Regions from separate parts of the Homo sapiens genome. Here region 1 is linked to region 2. The links are chromatin loops, found by intact Hi-C in ENCODE. Cell type or tissue: ascending aorta. All regions are shown on one strand. Each heading gives the region's core, and the rest is flanking DNA. Links, peaks and the distances in the headings are about the cores only. Region 1 has its middle 78 kb from the start of LINC01365. Region 2 has its middle 30 kb from the start of LINC01365.

The links. Hi-C counts contacts between places; a loop is a spot of excess contacts. Peaks named below come from ENCODE experiments on the same cell type or tissue, not always from the same donor. Only the 100,000 strongest peaks of a DNase experiment are listed, where the experiment ranks them.
Region 1: it touches region 2 in a loop (4-fold over the local background); 4 of 110 quality-filtered maps call a loop at or near these places.

Annotation. Positions count from the first base shown.
Region 1 is chr4:119,725,337-119,728,267 of GRCh38, reverse strand. No RefSeq gene overlaps it. Among named protein-coding and RNA genes, the nearest start is that of LINC01365, 78 kb to the left of the region's middle. In ascending aorta, for the core only: no CTCF peak of the experiment used is centred there; no DNase peak of the experiment used is centred there; H3K27ac peaks cover 2,500 bases.
Region 2 is chr4:119,832,617-119,835,547 of GRCh38, reverse strand. No RefSeq gene overlaps it. Among named protein-coding and RNA genes, the nearest start is that of LINC01365, 30 kb to the right of the region's middle. In ascending aorta, for the core only: no CTCF peak of the experiment used is centred there; a DNase peak (open chromatin) is centred at 1,647; H3K27ac peaks cover 2,500 bases.

The sequences.
Region 1 (2,931 bases), core at 330-2,829, 110 kb after region 2:
TGTTAAATGACACATACTAATACTCAATAGGTTGCTAGTGTTAATCACAGGAAATAAACACTTTATTCATTCTTATTTTCATGCCTTTACCCAAAACTGTTTTCCTAATATGTCCCCACATCTGGCAATTTTTTTCTCTAGGATGAATTCCTGTTTGTCTCTCAAAACCTTGTTCAAATGGCAACTGCCTTTAAAATTTTTCCTTTACCATTTCACTTAGAAAAAAATAGTTGCCACCACCACAATACTCTAACAGCATTTTGTATGTATTAAATTATTATAAACTGTATCTTCAAAAATCTACACATTCGCTTTCTCCTCTGTACTCTAAGGGCTGCATGGGAAACAATAACGTCTTTGCATCCTTATATTCTGTTACAGGTTGAATTGTGTCCACCCAAAAAAAGACATGCTGAAGTCCTAATACCCAGTACCTTAGAATGTGACCTTACTTGGAAATAGGGTTGTTGAAGATGTTATTAGTTAAGATGAGGTCATACTGGAGTAGGGTAGGCCCCTAATTCAATACGACTGATGTACTTTTCAGAAGAGAGCTATGTGAAAACAGAGACACAGAGAAAATGCATATGAAGATGGAGGCAGAGATTAGAGTGATGCTTCTACAAACACAGGGACACCTAGGATTGCTAGCTGTCACCAGAAGCTAGGAAAATGTAAGGAAGGATTCTTCCCTAGAGCTTCCAGAGGGAGCATAGCCCTGCGAACACCTTGATTTCAGACTTCTAGCCTCCAGAACTGTAAGACAATAACTTTATGTTATTTTAAGCCAGCCAGTTTGTTAATGACAGCTCTGAGAAACTAATACATATCCCTACATTCAGGGAAAAAATGCCAATATATTTGTGTTGAAGAAGAAAATGGCTTTAACAATTTAACTTATTCAATATGGACTTACGTGGAAACATAGAAGCGTTGCATGAAATTGCTAAATTAGACCATCAAAAATTCTGGCTCTAAGAGTCGTTGATTCTGTGTGAGTTCATATTTATTTAATGTCATATTTCAACTTCCTGCTCCATCTAAAATTGAGATGATAGATTCTTAGGAATTAGAACGCTCATTATATTCTTCCTTGCTCAGGAATCTACACTAATTGCTTGTAAGATGGAAATTATTGTTATCATCAAAGCAGTGACGTTAAGTTTCTCAACACATGATTCATAAAAATGACACAATTATTCATATCTATATGTTATCTGTAATCTAAGGATATTGTGTCTGAGGCTGTAGATAAATTTTTCCTAAGCATTTTTATTTATAACATATATGTTCTTAGTGTTCTATTAATCTATTACATGTAGTTATGCTGATTCATGCCTTATCGACACATTAATTTACACAGAAATGACAGCATAAAGAAAGATAAAACAAATCTTATATTCTAGGCCAGAATTAAGGTCTATTCCCTATTTCAGTAACTGTAGCTTAGACAGAGGGAAATAATTCTAGAAGAATTTGGAAAGAGAAATGTAATTTTAGTCATTGTGGTTAAAAGGACATTCATTGTATAATTAAAAATTCCAAAGTACACTGGGAAGGCAGAATGCCACACTACTTGGTGCCTAAAATAACACATTATTATAAAGTAGAGCAATTTCATTTTTAGAGCATGAGAAATTCAAGACTATGAAACATTTGCTTTCTGAGATTTGTCTGAGCCTTAACTTCAAGAACATGCAGTGAAGGCGTAAACTTTATTATTAAATAGAGAATTCTGCCCTCCCTGAGCCAAACATCCAGTTTCCTGACACCTACACTTAATTTTGGCCCTAAATAGATGTCTCACCTTTTATTGTTTAGGTCTGCAAGTGCCAGGCCCCACAATGAAGGAAACTAGAATAGTCACAATCCCAGTGTACATGTTCTCCAGACGGTCATCCACTAATCATGGCTATGTTTTATGCCAGGTTCACCACTGATTTTCTGTGGCAGTTTTGGATAAGTTACTGTTCTCTGAAACTCATCACCATTATTATTGGGGGTTAATGGAACCAGGAAGCACGTTGAAGGAAGGACAATGCTTATTTCTTAATAGAAATCACTTACTAATTCTCTAGCCTAGCAACCGGTGAACTACAGCCCATGGGACAAATCCAGCCCAACACCTGCTTCTGCAAATAAACTTTTATAGGAACAGCCACTCCTGTTCTTTTATATGTTGCCTATGGCTGCCTTTCCCCTGAAGATTTGAGTAGTAAAAAAGACCACATAGCCCACAGATCCTAAAATATGTACTTCTTACTTGGCCCCTTAAAGGAAAAGTTTGCTGACCCCTCTCTAAGCCCTTGCTACTGAAAGTGCAGTCCTCAGACCAGCAGTATCTGCATCAGCTGGGAGCTCAGTAGAAATGCAGACACTCAGGCCCCACCCACAGCTTCTGAATCAGAATCTGCCTTTTCACAAGATCCCCATGTAATTCACATGCAAGTAAACATCGAGAAGCATTAGTCTAGGCTGTCAAGGCCAGGAGTCAGCAAACTTTTCCTATACAGGGACAGATAGTAAATATTTTAACCTTTTTGAAAATATGTCTCTGTTGCAGCTATTCAACTTGGCCTTGGAAGCTGGAAAGTTGCCACAGACAATATATAAATAAATGGGTATGGTTCTATCTCAATAAAACTATTTATGGTCACGCAAATTTGAATCTCATGTAATTTTCACATCACAAAATGTTATTAGTTTTTATTTTTTTCAATCATTTAAAAATGTAATGATTTCAATCATTTCTTAGCTGACCTGCCACACAAAAACAGGCAGCAGGCTGGATTTGGCCCATAAGCCATAGTTTGCAGAGATCTAGTCTAGGATACTGCCTCATTACTTACTGTCACATCATTGTTTAGCCAATACTTTGCCTCCCTTTTCACTCTCCCCAAGACTCTAAACACCTAGTTTATATTTTCTTTT
Region 2 (2,931 bases), core at 144-2,643:
GATGGTGATACAGCAGCATTGCGAAGTCTTGTATAAGAGTCTGTTTAGTGTAAAAGAGATTAAATTAGCTCATGCTGAAAAGTCCATTAAATACACACTAATCTATTGCTGAAAACTTACCAAGTAAAGAATTCAATCTGTTATATTTCCTTTTTGATTTTTTGCAGTCACTGAAATATACTTGGATTAAAAAATAGGCATGGTAATCTGTGACCTTCACAGTTGTTAGGGTACAGCTGAATCCTGTTTAAAGCCTCCAAGAGTTGGATTTTTTTTTTTTACAGTAAGTGCTACTTGGAAAAAAAATGACACATCTTTGGGAAGTGTTAACATTTTATTGTTGCTGTTATTGCTATGACTTTTGTAAGGAATTCATCTGAAGTTATAAAATATTGGCAGAAAAGAGAAACAACATTTTCTGAAGGTCTACAATGTCTTGGGCACTTTGCCACAGAAAGCTTTAACTTTCACATCAACTTTCAACATAGGCATTATTATTTTGAATTTACAAATGTGAAACTAAGAGTCTTAGATAAAGGAAATTGCCAGCTTATGCTCATAAATGACCATGTTTATATTGAGACCTAGATCTAACATGCAAATTCTTTCCCATCTCAAAACGTTTGCTTCTGTAAGTTCATGGTTCTGGAATATTCCTCTCCAGAGTCTGGGATCCCTTCTGATCTCAGCCTTTGTTACCTAGTCAGGTCCTAGGAGGTTCCCTCTGGAACTCCCTCCTCCACTGCCCTGCCCCATCTCAGCACCATGTTTCTTTCCTGTGAACCACTTAAGATATTGTTTAGTTGGTTGGCTTTTGCCTATTTCCTCCTCTAAAATGTCAGCTCTATGAGGACAGGGACCATATCTGTCTAACTCATTTCAATATTACCAAAGCTTAGCACAAGCCTGACATATAATAGACAATTCAGCAAATATCAGGTGACTCTAAATGACTCCAGGCTTTTTTCACTCACTATGTTGCATCTCATGGATTGTTAATTCTATTGAAAATTGTTTTGTTTATTAATTCCCAAAGTAAAAATTATTAAAGACAAAATAATAAGATTTCCTGATTGGATACTTTGGTCCCATATTACTATTTCTCATACAAATCTTTTTGGCGTGCATCATCTGAAAATCAAGATGTTTTCATATTCTCCAAAACATTTCCCAACCTGGAACAAGTAGAGAGGTGACAACCCTGAAAGAGCTATATGTTTTGTGGAGAGTTCAGAGTTTTGTGTCTATAGCACTATTTTTTATCTTCTTCATGATAGGGGTTGGCAGAACAGTGTATCTGTGTGCTACAAGTATATGAAGGTGGGATTATGTTGTTCTTGGGCAACTAACATAAGTTAGGCATTGTTCTCTGTCTGGAGATTCAAAGTACCAATAGAATACAATTCCTATCCTTAAGGAACTCACAGTTATGTAAATCAGTTTACATTAATTTTCATGTTTTCACCTACTAAATAAGATTAACATTGACAACTACATATGTCCCAGGGATACAAAGCCTCCAATGTGGAGGGCAGAGGAAATAGCAGTAAATAGCAAAAGGCTTGCAGGGCTTTGCTTGTTTCTTTTTTATTATTATTAGCTGCTATGCAGTGCATGTGCTAGAGTTGACCTTACAGGAAGGACTTGACTTGCGAGAATTTGCCATTTGTTTCTCATTGTTTCCCGTTGCTGGTTGCCTAGTCATAGTCTAACTTTATTTAAAGCCCAAGGGAAGTTAAAAAAGCATATTTTATTTCCCACTCCACTCACAGTAGGGGAAAGCCATGGGAAAGTAGATGTAATAACATTTGTTGCCAAAGGTACAAAAGTCCATAAAGCATAAGCATACCAAGGTGGAAGCTACACACGCACACGTATGATCACACCACAGATGAAGTATCAGTTCACATTGGAGAGAATATGTTATGAAAAATTTCACTAGTTTGTCCATGTTATGACAAATTTCACTAAAACAGTTTATTTGTCTAGAGTTTTATGGCATTCAAGTCCACACTGAGTAGTTTTTGATACTATTCTCTCATGTTATTTTGGGCAATTCTTAGAACAAATGAAGCAGAGACTCAGAAGCAAAGCATAGCAAGGGCTACTGAATTTTGCAGTCATACTTACTTACTATTGCAGTTATACCTTCAAGAATGTTGTCCCCCAATACAAAAATCAATAATGGAAAAATGGCATTACTATCTACAGATGTACACTGATTAGAACCATGGCCTTGAAAAGGCATTTTCTACTACTTCCTTTCTTTTTTTCATTTTCTTTTTCTTCTTTCTTTTTTCTCATTTATTTATTTCTTTCTTTTTTTTGTTTTCTGGTCTATATTTTAAAAATATTGAATCATTTTTATAAAGTGAGAAATCCAAAGCAGATTGCTCTAAAGTTTACTTTAGAGACAATTCCAATGAATATGCCAACTATTACCGTCAATGGTGAAGTGACATTCCTTGCTGTGGATTACTGAACAGCTTATAAATTCTATGGATGTTTGTGATTTTTCTCCAACTTCTTATAATACTCCAATAGTACAGTTATGTGAAAGGTATTTAAAGGCAATGTTAATAGCTACATGGACCACCCAGAAACACCACAACAGACTACCGCCTGTTTGAAATAAAAAACCACCACCCCTGAGATTATGAGAGAGTGCCTACAAGTTTGTGCCTGCAGGTTTGAGTTAAAGTGCCAGAGTTTAAGGGCATCATATTAGAGTCAGTCATCTTTGTTCTTTCCCTGGAAGGAGCTAGCCAGAGAGCCATCTCAGGATTTTCTTAAGAACTCTAGTTACTTACCTACAGTAGTCACCTGTCTGTCTGTCTTTTCCTTTTTCCCATTCTTTACATTTTTCTACTTTCTTTTCTTGCTTGAATATAATTTCTATCCAAAAATATTAACTTTTTGTTTTGTTTTGAT